Regions from separate parts of the Mus musculus genome. Here region 1 is linked to region 2. The links are chromatin loops, found by intact Hi-C in ENCODE. Cell type or tissue: left cerebral cortex. All regions are shown on one strand. Each heading gives the region's core, and the rest is flanking DNA. Links, peaks and the distances in the headings are about the cores only. Region 1 has its middle 13 kb from the start of Gm41876. Region 2 overlaps Atrnl1 (attractin like 1).

Region 1 (8,338 bases), core at 12-8,011, 390 kb before region 2:
TTCTTTTTTCTTTTTCATTTGTGTGTGTGAGTTTCTGTGTGCGTGTGGTTGTGTGTGCATGCACATGTGATGGGTATGTGGTGTGTGTGTGTGTGTGTGTGTGTGTGTGTGTGTGTGTGTGTTGCATGTGCCTGTTACTGATTATGCACACATGGAGGTCAGGGGACAACTTGACAGTGTTAATTCTCTTCTGACACATGGGTTCCAGAGATTGAACTCGGGTCAGTTTTGGCATTAAGATATTTACTTCGATGCCTACCCTCTATAGCACAAGAGTGTGTCCCTGTTAAACAAATAGAATTTGGTTTTTGGTTCCTTCCAAATTGTTTTCTGTGAAGCACACGTACTTGTTTGTCCAAACGATTTTTTTTTTTTTATTGAAGATCGGTTTTATCACATTCGTGTCTGGTGTGCACTACACTGTGAGTTACCCAGTCCTCATGCTGAGAGCTATTCAGACGTGATGAAGAAATGGTTGCTACCTTCAAGACACTTGAGACATCCATGAGGTGAAACATTATTCTGTAACACTCGGTGGATGGTGATTAATGTCACCCACGCTCAGTGCAGTCTGTATTCAGGAAAGCATTCTCCTGATTGTTGTAGTCTGACACCACCTTTACCTCTGACTCAGGCCTTTGTCATCCATCTGTCACTAGGCATTTTTTTTTTTTGTAATATTGGGTCTTCTACAAATGATTTTGACTGCAAAGGCCTCCTCTGTTTTCTCTCTCAAAGAATCATCCCTTTCTCAACAAGGTGTCAGGGTCACCATGTGGCACCTGTAGACTCTGGTGGGAGTGAGATTCACTTTTCAATGTAGAAACTAAGAATTCAATGCTGGTATTGCACCAGTAAGCAAAGGAGGGATTAATAATCCCCTTACTGCAGCCCAGGTGCCTAGAGATAAGTGTGTTCACTATTGAGAGAGTCTTTGGCTTTCATGGAGAACAGCACACAGGAAAATTATCAGTATTTACAAGTGATTTTGGGAGAACACTAAAGTTAAAGGAATGAAGGATTTCTGTTTTTGGCACCTAGCACCATACCTGGTTCATGGCACTGAATGGAGCAGATAAATGACCATGGTACTTTTTATATTTAATAAGGTTTGGGAATAGAATATACTTAACACATATATATTGAAGGAAGGATTGATGAAAAACTTGTCATGGAATTCAACTGAGTTATGGCTCTCATCTGTAGTCATCATGCTGATAAATATGCTCACAGAAGTTCCAGTATCTTAGTGGCTCGGTTGCTGGTAGGAGTCCCATCACCCAGGATCACTAGATAAGGAATGCAAACTCCCTTCACCTCTTCAGCTCCTTTCTACTCAAGCTTGCAGGTCAGTTTGACTTTGTTAGAGAGATTTCTCCACCGCTTGCTGATGCCCAGCTCAGGGTCCACCTGTATCTGTCACTTGTGTTGTCAAATAAGGTAAACATGAAGATTTCTGTTTGAACTGATACTGTTCTTACATACCTAGCAGCATTATCCATAGCCAAGGGTGAGCAAAGTCTAGAGGAAAGATGGCAGGCACATACACACAATCTTAGTCTTAGAAGGAAGAACATTCTAATATATGTTAGACTATGGGTGGCCTTTGGGACAGGATGCTGGGTACCTGGAGAAGAGCGGGAGATGATCAAAGGCTGGACGTAGAAAGTATTGATGGTTACATAACCATATAAACGTACTTAATGAGGCTCAACTTAAAATTGATCGAAACATAATATGCTGCCAGTTGTGCTTTGCAGCAAATTGCAGAGTGGAGCCTCGTGGCATGCTCCTTGTATGAGTGATCCTTGGCTCACTCAACCAGAAAAGGGAGAGAGGACAAAGGTATGAGAGAAGAAAGGTGCAAAGGAGGAAATAGACTTTTTCCTGGTGAATATGGTGCAAAACCTGGAAGACAACAGTGCAATCCGCATTAGCTTCCGTGCTTCTGACTTCACGGGAATCTATGCTCTGCAGTTGCTGGGCTTCACCAAAGCTCTGTAAGTGCAAGGCTAAGGTCTGTCTGTGCATGTTCAGTATTGAGTAAAATCCTTGTCTTGGAGCAGTACTCGCTGTGTATTTACTGCGTTATTGTGTTTCAACATGAGCGGTGTAGTTCTTACTTGTAAAATGAATGGAGTTGTCTCGAATGGTTCATAGGATGCAGATCTGAGGCAATTAGAGAACTGTGCAAGGTGTCTGAGGGGGAGCAAAGAGTCAGACCTTGGAAATTTATTATCACCACTCAGAGGAGGCATTGGGTTGTTCGAGGTTTGGACAGAGGGAATTGCAAACTCAGCTACGTCATGCCTCAATTATGGTTGGTTCTGATGCCAACTTAACACAGAATAACAGGACCTGAGTAAGAGCCTTACCAGAAGAACTATCCTGACTGACTTAACTGATATGGGAAGACCCACCCCAACGTGGGCAGCACGTTCTAGTAGCACTCCTGATAAAAAGAATATGGTAGACGAGTGATTACCTGTACGAGTGATTATGGTAGACTGGCCTTACCTCCTGCTTCTGAGTTTATGTACCTGTGCGGTGGCGGCGGCTCCTCCTCCTCTTCCTCCCCCTCCCTCTCCTTCATTGACAGCACAGCTAGTATTTCTAGGCTTCCACCAAGGCCTAAGGACCGCTGATTGCGAATGTTGAGGTATTGCACCTTGTAGACTGAGAAAGTGCTAGATAATTAACTCCCCCACTATGAAACTGCTACTGTGGGCTACTCTGACTACTGAGGCACCTACCCCAAGGACAAAGTAACTACCCAGTTCTCAGCCTCTCTAGTGGGAATCCGTTGATGTTCCTATTTTAAAATAAGATGGCTTAATAGATTCATATCTATGTATGTGTGTATACATGTACATACACATACATTGCCTTGGTTCTATTCCTTTAGCAAACCCTAACTAGTATAGCCACCTAGCAGGCAATGTGAGCCTTCATCAAGATAGTCCCATATTACCTGACACATAAAGTAGGAGGAATTGGATGGATGAAGTTGTACATGCCACATGACTGAGAGCTCCCTGTAGGTACTGTGTGAGTTCATACCCAATGTCAGATCTCTGGATTGTTCAAAAGAAGCTGGAAATAGGATTTATTTTTGAGACAGGCTTCTCAGTGTAACAAACCTTAGCTGTCCTGGAATTCTCTAGGTAGACCAGGCTGGCCTTGAACTCCCAGAGATCCGCCTGCCTCTGGCTCCCTGTACTGAGACTAAAGGCATTTGCTACCATATCTGGTTTCATCTGAAATTTTCTAATTGTGTAAGCTGCCTATTTAAAGGTTTATAAAGCTCAGTGCACACAAAAACGTAACAAAATCACTTCTTTTTTTTTCTTTTCTTTTCTCTTCTTTTCTTTTCTTTCTTTCTTTCTTTTTTTCTTTTCTTTTTTTTGTAGTTTTTAATGGGCTGTATGTTCGCATCTGCTAATCTGTCCTAAGGCTCAGGCTGTGCCGGGCAGAACCAGTATCTTCTGTCTCAGTCAGTATCACTGTACCTGTGCATCCGGGAGACCGTCTAATTCAGATCCATCAAAATGGAAAGAAAGGGTGATGTCTCCCGTCTTATAATTAGCCCGCTGTGAGTGGAGTTCAAGGGTCTCCAGGGCCAGGATGGAGGTTTGAATGCACTGAGTGCTGCTGACAGGACCACAGCCCCACAGGCTGGGACAGTAGTGTCAGAGGGCTGTGGTGGATGCTCATTTTGAATCGGTTTTCCTGCAGGTTTCTTGTTGAGCTAGTTAATGTCTTACGTACACTGGGAAGGACAGAATCGTTTTCCACAGCCAGGGGGCGCTAGCAGTCCGCCTTTCGTCTACAAATGGACGCTCTATCATTTGCAAGTCTAAGAACGAATGAGTTTTTTCCCCCACGGTTGCCTGTAAATATTAATACTTTAATATAATAGAAATATTTTAATCCATATGCAGAATGACTGATCTACTTTGCCCAATCGTTTTCTTTATCTCTCTGGTTTTCCTCTTTTTAAACTTTTTGATTTTATGTGGACTGTATTTAGAAAACAGCTGAATTAGAATGTAAATTCTGCAGGAAGGGATTGCTCATGCCAGGTCACCACAGCATGCATTGAAGTGGACAGTCTTTGATTTGAATCTTATCTGGCCCATTTAAGGGTAGACTACACCTCGATGTTGATAAATAACAAAATAATAATAATAAATCCTCTGTCAAAGTAACATAATTTACCCACTTAAAAACCAAACTACTTACTTCCCAGCTGTTAGGGTTGCTCAAGAAGAGGAGAAAGAGGCAGAGTGTCTGACGTTGCCTCTGCTTGTTTCTCTGGCTACTTTGTTCTTGACATTTCCTCTATCGAGGCATTGAAATGTGCTAATTTAGCCCTAATTCTCGGCTGCTCCCTAGGCCCTCCATTCTGCTCTAAGTCACGTTTTTAAAGCACTTAGAGGCATTTACTGGACAGACTTACAAATCTCCATCCTGTTTCCACAGCTCAGTCGCATACAAAAGGCTGAATACCCCACTTCCCTGCTGCCTCCGTTCCCTAAAAATATTGATTGTGGTCAAGGCGGGAGGCAGAGGAAAATTTCTCTCGTGTAGGCAAAAAAGCTACAGAAAAGAAAAAACAACAACAACAACAACCTTTTTTTGAATTGGTTTCTTTCAGATGCTAAATGCCCACTTCCTCTTTCTTATCAGCCACTTTAATGTACTACTGGAAATAAACTTAAACAAGTACCCACACATACTTTCAGTTTCCTGAATATACCAAATGTTGCTGTTTCCCAGATGTACTGACTTCGGGAAAATAGAAAATGTGCTTTATTCCAGACCTTTCTTTCCAATTTGCAAACCCAAGAGAGTTTAAGGGAAATGCAACCCAGATGCTTCTGGGCATTCACACTCCCACGGACTTATCTAAAGCAACCTTTTCCTTTATGACAGTAATTTGATGTCTGTGAAGCTTTTAAAAATAAATCTTGGGACTTCTCTTTTTAAAATAAGGAAACAGAAGTTTCTATGGAGAATATTAAATTAGTATAAACCCTTAAAAACTTATCTTTGGCTTTAAATGTAAAACGTCATTTCGTTAAAAGTGGCTTCTGAACTCACTTCAAAGCTGTCACATTATGTATTTGCTGGTATACTGTCATTCCTTTATGCGTTGTTTCAAGACCCCTTTGTGTAGTGAATCATTCATTCATTCATTCATTCATCCATCCATTCAGCTTATGAGGTATCTGGTCTGCCTGGCTTGCCGTGCAGACAAGTGATGGAGACACAGCAGCAACAGACAGGACCCTGTCCTCATGAAACTTGGTATCTAGGAGAAAAGAGACAGTGAACAGAGCCACAGTCGGATGAGAGCATGCAAGGGGACAGGCAGAGGCGCCTTGCAGGGCAAGTCTCTGGAAAGCTGACCTCAGCCTAATAAAAAGCTCAAGAGCTAGGGCTGGGCAAAGAGCCAGGCTGAGGAAATAGCAGGTATCAAGGTCTAGGGTATGACCCAAAGGAGGCCCAAATGTCTAGGGATTACCAAGTTAAGGGGGTGAGTGCTAGATAATGCTATGATGATCGTGCAATACTACAGGAGGTCCCCACCTGTCTCTTAGGATTCACAGCACCGTCTACATGGAGCCAAAGAGGCTATACCAGCACGACACACCTCTCAGACCAGTGTCTCCAGAAAGGCAGAGAAATGCCTCTGGCTGTGAACTGTTTTAGCTATGTGCAGCTAGATAAAAGCATAAGTAAATGTTTGTGTGGGTGTCTGTACACAGGTATGGGTATGAATGTATGTGTGTGCATCCTTTGGATTTTACTGAGTCCTGCCACACTGTGGCCATTGCTGTAGTTAAGTTCTTCCTTCTCTTAGCTTTGCAGCAACCTCTTCAGTCCCCCAGCCTTGGCCTCTGTTTCCTGGTGTGTGTGTGTGTGTGTGTGTGTGTGTGTGTGTGTGTGTGTGTGTGTAACTGTTTTCTTGCTGGGAAAGAACTGTTTTCTTGCTGGGAAAGGGTCTCCATGCATAGCCCAGACTGGCTTCAAACTTGTAATCCTACTGCCTCAGTGTAGCAGTTTGGATAGGTCTGGCCCCCATAGACTTATGTGTTTGAATGCTTGGCCTATAGGGAGTGCCACTATTAGGAGGTGTGGCCTTGCTGGAGCGGGTGTGATCTTGTTGGAGAAAGTGCATCACTGTAGGGGCAGGCTTTGAGGTCTCCTATGCTCAAGCCATGCCCAGTGTGTGACACAGTCTCCTGCTGCTTGCAGATCAAGATGTAGAGCTCTAAGCTCCTTCTTCAGCTCCCTGCGTGCTGCCATGTTTCCTGTCATGGCAGTGATGGACTGAATGTCTGAGCTATAAGCCAGCCCCAACGAAGTGTTTTCCTTTACAAGGGCTGTTGTGGTCCTGGTGTCTCTTCACAGCAATAAAACTCAAAGACGGCCAGCTTCCCAAGGGCTGTGCTTTCTTTTGGTTTAATAATGTCTCCTGCTGAAGCATCCTAAACAAATTGCCGATAAATGGCTCTGCCATCAGAATCCAGGGCAACCTCTCCCCAAATCTCCCTCAGCAGTCCTGGCCCCTCATTCCTGTGCTGCAGTCATCCAGCTGTGTGCACCTTCTTCTCTTTTACTGGTAACCCGACTTCTCGTGGACTCTGAGAAAGATCACGAACAGGGCCTTAAACATAAAATTGTCAAGTACATAGAGAGAGGAAAAGGTTGATTTACTAGACCTTGAACTGTGACCCTCATGCAGTGTTCAAATCATAACTGCACCACCTCAGAAAGTGATCTCACTTTGGAGAGCAATAAAGTTTAAAAAAAAAAAAAAAAAAAACAAGGTCATTAAGATGGACTCCAGTTTAATATGGTGTTCTTATAAAAAGAAGAACACGCAGAATGTGTGTGTAGAGGCACATACATACACGCATGAGGGTAAGTAAATATGGAGATAGCTCAGTACCACCTTGACCCTTTGTAAATTGCATCATTTGACGACCCAGAACAAAGTAAAAATTAAGACTCTGTATTAAGAGTTTTGAGACCTGTTGAATGTTCACAGCTCAGCACAGACTTGGGAGGAGTCCTCTAAAAATCAGGGGGTCCTGTGTGACTGCACAGGCCTCATCGTCACGTCAGCCCCATTTTGATGATTCAGTGTAGACCTTTGCAATCTTAAACCACCGTCCACTCAGTTCAGAAACTACGTTTAGAATAGTTGTGTGTTGAGCGTTCCCCTGAGCACTTGGATGGACGTGATTGCTCTCCAGGACATAAGAGTCAGCATATGGTAGTGTTCATTGGCTGTGATGCATCATGGGAAAAGAAGACAAGGCAAGTTCAATGAAGAAAAAGATGCATGATATACGGTGCATCAGAACCCAGGCGCAAGGTTCCCAGGGTCCTCTGTTGCAGGTACATGGTCTGTTCTTAAAGGTTCTCCCTGGAGATTCAGTGTCCAAAGGTTCTATTGGAATCTGGAATCACTGCCTAAAACTGTAGCATTAGTGAGTGTTCACATTGACAGGAAGTACCAAGTTCAGGGACACAGCAGCTTTCCCCAGTGCTGTGCTTGCTTTTGATTTAATGTCTCTTTTCTGGTAAAGCATCGTAAACAAATCGCGGATAAACTGCTCTGCCATCAGAATCCAAGGCAATCACTGGTCCCCACTCAGGCTGAGGAGACATCGTGTCAACAAATTCAGGTTCCTTCTGTTCAGCCATTCGAGCCGATCCCTCTAGAGAGCCTATAAAAGATGACACACCAGTGAAGGATCTCCATGCCTCAACTGCACACCTTGCATGGGTGTGAGGGCTTCCTGTGCCACCTTTCCAGCCCTGCATTCAAGTTTTGTGGGCATGGTTGTGTGTTTTTTAGCACAGTATCCCAACATCTGAATACCAGTTTCCAGAAGCCACTCTGTTTTAGAGAGTTCTGTGCCGGTGTGCTCCAGGCTTCTGTGTGTGGTGATGGTTCAACCCTTTCTCTGTCCGACCAAGGAGCCATGAAATCAGTCACGATTAAGTGCATTTGGACCAAAATGGTTCTGAACCAATTCTCTCAAAAAATGTTTGTGGTTTAATGGGTGTATTAAGTATGCCAATGCTTTAGGAATGAATGCTTGACATCTAGGGTAGGATAATCATTGGTTACATCCCCGTAGAACTAGAGGAGTTCAATGGTGGCTTCAGTTGAGTCCACCACAAATCAGGATGGACTTGACCTTGCTACCCATGACTTCACCTTAACCAAGAAGAATTCAGCTTTAAGAAAAATGCTGTCTACTCCCTACAAGGAAAAGAGCTAGAATGTGGCTTCCAGATGATATCCAGATTGTTGGGG
Region 2 (8,338 bases), core at 20-8,019:
TTGACACTGTCAGACTTTGTTGCTGTGGACGAATTACTCGACAGAAACCAGTTAGGGGCAGGGGGACTTATTTTGGCTCTTGGTTTCAAAGGTTTCACACTAGAGGGGGTTGGCCTGCATCAAGGCAGAAAACAGAAGGGCGGAGAAACAGCTCACATAATGGCCGCCAGGAAACAGAAAGATAGGATAAAGATAACAGTCTTCTATCTTCTCCCCTTCACTCTTCCAGCACTCCTGTCCTATTGGCTGCTGCTGTCACATCCAGGACAGGGCTCATCACTTTCTTTAGTCCTCTCTGGAACTGTCCTTGCAAACACACCCCAGAAACATGCTCTCCCTATACTGGCATCTCTCATGCCATCAGGCTCACAGGCTTACTGATCTCTGTCTTTGTCCTGCTTCAAGAGTATTACATGGTATATATTTCAAGTTTTCCCACATCCCTGATTCTTGTATATCCTGAGCCTGTGGAAAGATGATTCATCACTATTCCATTAATTCAGAAAGTACCACAGGATTGTTTCTAGTCAATGACAAGTCAACACAAGTAGCAAGCCATTCCTGGAACTGAATATCTAAGAGATGGCAAAGCATCATTATGCTGAGATACCCTTGCCAGCCACATGCTAGGCAAATGGGAGAAGAAGGAGGGCGCCTAAACCCTGAGCCAAAGGAGGGGATGCATTGTGTAGTTTATAGTACAATGAATATGAGAGAAATTACACTTTCATTTATCTTTTTTTAGCAGCAAATGGTTACTTACATTGAACAACAGAGGGCAGAAATATGTGTAGTAATAATTATTATAGAATAATATATTATAACAGAATAATAAATTGATTATTACATTATAGACTAATACACTAACAAAATTCTTGTATGTATGTAAGGAGGGCTTCATTTGGGAGAGCCATGTGGTTTTCATCCAGATCAAGTGTTTGTGAACCATGTGACAGCCGAGGAGGAGGAGGGCAGCCTGCTCCACATGGATGAGCTGCTTGTGACTAGAGGGAGAGTTGCTTGTATTAAGACCTGTCGCACACTACTACCATCACACACACAGCACCAAGCAACACGGTAAGATTATTGCGAGAAAGAAAGCCATGCCTTTCTGTGGCTAAAAGTCAGTGATGGGAATGGATACGAATCCAGGATCACAGAAATGAGTGCTGAGTCATAACTGTGATAAAGTGCAAGGTCAGAACAGGGGTGGCCCGACTAAGAAGCTTAGAGAAGGTTCTCTGAGGAAGAAATAATCAAGTCAGGGTCTCACGAATGCTGAGATCTACACAGGTGAATGTAAGGTGCTGGAGGAACCCAGTCTGAGGAGATTTCTCCCACCAAGAATGTGGTCTTAGCCAGGCAGGCGGGTGTGATATCAATCAACATACCGCAAGGTTTTATCTTTATTATACAGGCCATGGAAAGTCATGAGAATGTTTTATGCAAGATGGTGAAAAGATAGGACATAGGCATTCAGGATTACCCTGTTGTTCCTAGGACATAGATCTGAGGTTACAGATGGAAGGGGGGCTGATCAGGAAGACACTAAGCTATGTCCAGAGAACAGACAATGATTCTGGTGGGGAGAGAGAGAGAGAGAGAGAGAGAGAGAGAGAGAGAGAGAGAACTTTAATTTTTTAAACCTTATTTTTAATGATGGTTCTTAAATGCTTTAACCTCTCTTCTAGCCCAGAGGTAGTGGGGGAAAAAAAAGGATACAGGGAAGTGGACTTGTTTAGAAATGTTTTCTGGTTTTTGGAGTAATTCCCATTTGTGTTGTCAGGCATAGTCGGCAGTGGTTGCTAGATCCACTTGTAAACACTTCACAGATATAACAACAGTCTAATTTGGTGGGGTCAAGATAACTAACACAAATCAGCAGCAGTGACACTACCTAGCAGAGATGGCCAGGCCTCAGCCTAGGCACAAACCGGTAAGAGAGACCAGGGCCAACAGGAACGCTGTGCCTTTCCTCAACAACACGAAGATCAACGAAGACTCAAGACCAACAAGTATTATACAACTAACTCTATAAATAAGCCTAGCCCAGCCAAGCCAAGCTCTGCTTGTCACTGTCAAGTATTTTCGATACTCTCTCCAAACATCACATGCCCTCCACGGGTCTTGTCTCAGCACATGTCTTGCCTCAACACATGAGTCTGTCTCAGATGACATCTCTTTGACAATCAGCTTGAGCCCACAGAAGAGACAGGAAACTATAACACATCACTAGAAGTTTTTTTTTTTTGGTGTGTTTCTCTCTATGGAGCCTCTACAAATGACGCTCAACTACACAATGTAAGACAGACCAATACATTTGTGTCGTTAACAAAAAAAATCCTTCATTTCGTGTCCTTTCGCGTGTTTGCTTTAACAGAACATCCTTTCACGAGTATCTACTTCAGCTAAATGTTCCTTCACAAGTCTTAGTCTTTAGCCTGGGTCCATGTTAGGAAAACACTCCCTCACATGTTTGCCCCAACAAAGCACCATTCAACACAACTGGCTTTCCAAAACACCCTTAAATTTCCTCTTCAGGGTAGGAGAACAAATGTCAGGGGACACGGTGATAAAATTACAATAGGGACACAACAGAGGAGAGCAGGTGGCTCGGTCAGACACTGGAACAAGAAAAACTGGAGTAAAGAACTTACAGAAGACAAAACCAGACCTGAGGCCAGTGCTGTAGTCCACACGTTTGTGTTTCCCAAACTCAAATGTTAAAACCTGAGACAGAGCATGAGGTGAATATTAGATCAGGGAGAAGTGTAGGGGGTGGTCCTGAAGCTGTCCTGTTCCCCAATTGGTTCTTGATCTGTCAGTAAAGAAACCATGGGCCAATTGCTGGGCAGAAGGAATAGGCGGGACTTCCAGGTCCCTGGAGGAAAAGAAGACAGAGGCAAGGGAGGGAAAAGAGTTTCTCAGGCTTCTGATGGAGAGGAGGTGACCATCCATGTGAAATCTCAAAAGGGAATGGCCACACAGGATGCTCCTACACGGGGCCAAATGGGGATGGGAGGTGCGGAGATAAGAATATTACTAAAAGCACGCTTTTCCAGGTGGGAAATACTAGTGCCCAGCAATTGTGTCATAAGACAAGTTGAAAATGAGCAACGTGTGTGTGTGTGTGTGTGTGTGTGTGTGTGTGTGCGCGCTCGCCATCAAACATAGAAAGGTATCATTGCCAAGCATCGTGTTATGACAGCTTTATAAAGTAAAGCATGTTCAAGGTGGGCATCAAATTTAACTGCTATGGATACAACTTCATCCAGCCTTCTTCTCCAAGAGGAATTAGATCATCTTGGAGATGGAGTAATTTAAGGAGATTGTTTGGAATGGATGATTTCAGGAAAATTCAACATTTAAATATTCTTTCAGAGGACTGCCATGCTACGATCACAGTGACAGGTCTCCACAGGGCTGGGAAGACGCCTCAGGCCTAGGGCTCTGCTCCCAGCACTCATGCTGGGTAGCTTACAACTGTCTGTGACTCCAGAGGAATAGATGCCTTCTTCTGGCCTCCACAGGCCCCTGTACTCACATGTGCATACATGCATACATACACATGAAGAAAGATAAGAAAACACTGAAAATAATAACTTAAAAAAATGTGGATACAGGGACTGGGGAGATGGCCCGAATGAGAAAGTTCTGTTGTAGAAGTATGAGTATGTAAAAGTCCATTTCCCAGCACCTGTGTAAAAGTCAGGCACACTTGTAATTCTAATTCTGGCAAAGTGGAGATGAGATGATCTTTGAGATTTGCTGGCCAGCTGGCCTAGCCTGCTCAGTGAGGTCCAAGTTACAGTGAGAGACCTTGTTTCAAAAAATAGAGTGGACAGCTCCTTTGGAACAACACCTGAGACTGTCCTCTGGTCTCTTCGTATTTGTAGGCAGGTGTTCACATACATGAATGCACGTGTGTGCACCCGCACATAAATAGACACCGTAATAAACAGAAACCAAGCAGAATCATTAGGAACTATCAGCATTACAATATATATTATGAAAAACACTTAGCTGAAATGCTCACGTGCAATACTGTAAAGAGGCAAGACACAGTAGCATATGGGTGTGCCTGTGTCCATCCGTGGGTGTGTGTGCATGTGTGCTGTGAGATTACATCAGACAAGAGATTCCAACTACAGACAACTAAGAGTTAACACTGTCATGAGATTATATGTGATTTTGATTGGCTTTTTTTTTTTTTTTTTTCTGTATGGTTTGAGAAATAGACTTTCTCTGGTGTATTTTCATTTGTGCTGTGATCAGATAAAAACTTTTTTTTTTAAAGAATCTGAATACAAAGCATGGGATACAAACCAACTGGATTTAATAGCTTACCCTCTAAGATGACTGGGAAGTATTTGTTATCTGATGTGCACCAGAAAGGAAAAAAAAAAGTAAGATTTGCTTAGTACAACTCAGCCGCAGAGGTGTGTAAAACCATGATGGGGATCTCCTGGGGGTGGAAGGCAGCATCCTCCCACCTCTAGGAGCTAAAGCTATATTATAAATTCTTGACATGGCAGGCAGTCTCCTTGGGAACAGTGGGAATTCTAATGAGATGTGATTCTTTGAACCTGTCTATTTGTTTATTTATTTATTTATTGGATGAGACGCAGGGTTTACCTAAGTACTCTCTGCTTGTACAGTCACTGCTCATCATTTAATTATACAGCGAAAGCCACGGATTACAATACAGAGTACACACAGATGTAATTATAGGATAAGTACCCGGTAATTTCTATTCTCTAAAGTGAAGCTTGAATGTTAATTAGCTTTAAGCATATTACTGTAGGTGCAATTATCAGGTAATCTTTGGGAACGTGTACTTTTTAGATCGGCGTTTTATTGAGGAAACCCTACGTCGTTAGCAAGGAATATGACTTTTTAAGAAGCTGCAGAACTTTGTGCCAGGATATAAAGAAAGAATAATTAGAGAAGTCAATTTCACTGTCATCTTACTGGTATTGCTCTAGTCCCATTGTTCTCTCGCAATTCTGTCCCTATAAATGCTCAATTATTCACTATTCCTGGCTACCTGGGAGATTTGGAAAGCCTGCCTGTGAGCTGCATCCCCCATACAAACCGCCCTCAGCAGCCAAGCCCATCAAACTGAACCTGTCTCCAGCAGTTTGCATTTAAATATGAAACCGCAATGGAGAGTCCAGGTGGCAACATTTTTTGCTCCAGCAGCTGCAGCACCGACACAGGAATTCAAAAGCACAAGCCCGACAGATTAACGAGTCCCCATAATATTATCTCTGTAACGTGCAATTTGTTCTCAATGATAATTAGATATTTAGAGAGAGAGACATAATTAGGAGGAAGCGCCGTAATGCTTTTTGTTGTTGTTGTTTGCGGAGACTCTCCTGACAGCAGAGGATCTGCCGGGGGAGCACCGTGCCTCGATTGGAGCTCTCAGCTGCTGCCCATGTTGCGAAGCGGCTTAAACATTCCGCGTGGTGAATAAAACCTCTCCAAATCCAAACCTTTCTAGTTAATTGGTGTGTCGGAGCTCCCATGCTCGAAAGCAGGCAGTATCTGTTTATATGTGCCTCATAAGCACAGACTACCAAAGGAAACACCGAGCCAGCTAAAGAGAAACAAGGTAAACTCCTGTTTCCAGTTCCTCCTGGAATGACAAAGGCTGAGACAGCCCTGTGAAGGTAAGGTCCCAAGTGGAGTGTCTTCTGGCTTTCTGTGACAGCGAGTTTCCTCTTTGCTTCAGATCTAGTATTGCTGCCAGCAGAGTCCATGTGTCTATATGCACAGTTTCCTTGGAATTTTGTTTACAGAATCAATGACTTGGTTCCTCCTGGTCAGTGGAGTCAATGCCAGGCCATCTCAGATGTCATTTTCTATGCTCACTGGTAGGCCCCCACCCCCAAGCCCCAGGACCTGAGCAGATCCACTTTATGTGGGACAGATTGGAGAACCAAACTTGAAGTCAGAGTTCTTCCTACATCACCATCCTAGAAGATGCCCTTCATTTCTCCTCCTCAAGTACAGTTAATAAGCAGACTGTTAGCACCATCGATAAGTATTCTCCTTATAGTCATTGGCCTGGAGAGACAGTTCAGTGGTTAAGAGTGCTTGCTGCTCTTACAGGGGACCTAGGTTCAGTTTCTAGCACCCACAATGGGTGGTTCTCAACCATCCATCTCTAGCTCTATAGAGAGCTGATGCCCTTTTCTGTCCCCTATGGCCACCTCATGCACATGGTGCACACTTAGACTCAGGCACACACATACACGCACTCAATGAATCAACCTTTAAAAATTTCATGCAAAAGCAACTGTACTGTGCTCCTCCAGTGGCTGGCTCATTTCGTTTTGCTTCATGTATATCCAATTTATAACAACAATTTATTTAGCAAGTTATTGTGTACTAGTCCTTAGTATGAATATATGATTCCTTACCAATTATATTTTTAATGGCTGTTTAGGGTTATTTCAAATTTTTTAGCTATTAGCTATTATACATCATGTAGTCGTAAATACTCTAGTAAAAGTCTTTTGGCATATGTATAGTCCTAGTTATGTGAGGGAGATAACTAAAGGTGGAATTTCCCTGCTAGCTTCTGAAAGTGGTCATGCCTACGAAGGAGGACTTTATTTCTGTAACATAAGAGAAGATAGCTTTTGTTGTTGTTGTTGTTGTTGTTATTATTACTATTATTACTAATGCTGCTGCAGATGTGTCTGAGAGGATCTGATGGAGCTCCCTCGCAGTGTGAAGTGATTCCTTCCTGAGCATGCTTCTCAGACGATTTTGAAGAATGTCTAGGGCCTACAGGTGCCTCCTACCATCTGCACAAAGCCTAAGCCAGATCTGTTGTTGCATACAATGGGAATCTGTGATTAATGAGAGCTGCAGGCTTGTGTCTTGGATAGTCCATTGCATCAGTGCCGTATCTGTATGAGCTTTAGGGGCAAGGGGCAGGGACAATGTACAACTGGATCCCGAGAGCTCAGACAGAGCTCAAGTTACAAAGTAACCTTGGCTCATTCATTTGAAATGCTCAGGAATAACTAGTGCCTGTTAGGGAGGCAGGGAGCCCAAAAGGCGTCCTGTCAGGCTCGTCTCTCCATCTCCGCCACACACCCAGCTCTGCTGGGATCCAGTGGGAATCATAATACATGTATTTATTTCTTCATTTTCAGTATTTACTCTATGCTTCCTATAATTCAACTTCCCCCTTGAGACAACACATGCTTGTTAAAGTTAAGTCCTGATCATGTGACCCTTGCCATTTAGCAACTGTGCTAGGACCTTGATACATTTGTACTGGTATATTTGGTGGTATTAGGGTGGGAGCCTTGGAAATGAATACAACTTGTTGAGAAGAGTGGACTTTATCTTGTCAGAGATGAGCCCTCGGAATCCATCAGTGACAAAATGGGCTGTTGTGCATTTGAGAGATACCTCTAAGCACCAGGGTAGGAAGAGAGCTGGTGGAGGCAAACACGGAGGTCAGGACAGACATCTAGAATCAGTAAACTACATATAGGACACCGAAATGTATGTGGAAGGAAGAGCTTTAGTTGGGTCACACGGACCTCGGTCCTTCGCAGCTTTAGGGCTGAAACAGTAGAGTCTTCAAATCCCGGTGACTGCATTTATAAAACAGACACAGTAGAGAGAGAGCTGAAGAGGCCAGCTTTCAGTAGGGCTCCATCCAGGACAGCCATCTTGCTTTCTGAAGCGCAGGGACTGCCTTTGAGAAATCAGAGTGGGATCAACACTAGAGTTTGGCTGAATGTAAAGCGTCAGGGGTAGTCGAAATGTTGGTCAGGTGAGCCAGAGAGAGGGGAGGAAGGAATGCAGTGAAGCTAGGGAGCTCACAAGAAGGAGCAACCATGTCTCACACAGGAGCTTCCAGCAGAGTGCTGCAAACGCTCTGTAGAGCCAACTACTGAGCAGGAACTCCTGACAGACAGAGGGGTAAGTTTGGAGCTGAGGACCTGGGCTGTAGGGACTCAGGGAGAGAACATTTGATCAAAGGCAGTGGTAGCCACTGGTGGCCTTGGTGATGCAAGGCTCAGGATGGATGTGGGTCGGGTAGTGGGGTTGGGGGAGGCAGGCTCAGAGACAGCAGCCCCACAAGCACATGAGCCATCATCTCTGGGGGGATCTCTTAGGGGGTCCAGAGACTCAGCAAATACCCTGGGCAGGGCCTCACATAGACACACCCCAGCCTCTGTTTTCAGTTTCCATGAGAGAATAACCCTTACCCCAAGAGTCACTGTGGATCACTTCCTCTTCCTTGGAACTCTGTTACTGTCTTGCCCTTCACAGACAGTTTTCCATCTTTATGCCTCAGTTTCCC

What was found. Peaks named below come from ENCODE experiments on the same cell type or tissue, not always from the same donor. Only the 100,000 strongest peaks of a DNase experiment are listed, where the experiment ranks them.
Region 1: it touches region 2 in a loop (2.6-fold over the local background); 17 of 42 quality-filtered maps call a loop at or near these places.

The regions. Positions count from the first base shown.
Region 1 is chr19:58,465,052-58,473,389 of GRCm38, reverse strand. No RefSeq gene overlaps it. Among named protein-coding and RNA genes, the nearest start is that of Gm41876, 13 kb to the right of the region's middle. In left cerebral cortex, for the core only: a CTCF peak has its summit at 3,790; DNase peaks (open chromatin) are centred at 3,792 and 4,854.
Region 2 is chr19:58,074,089-58,082,426 of GRCm38, reverse strand. All of the region lies in intron 28 of Atrnl1 (attractin like 1), which reads right to left. Among named protein-coding and RNA genes, the nearest start is that of Gm50287, 22 kb to the left of the region's middle. In left cerebral cortex, for the core only: no CTCF peak of the experiment used is centred there; a DNase peak (open chromatin) is centred at 4,480.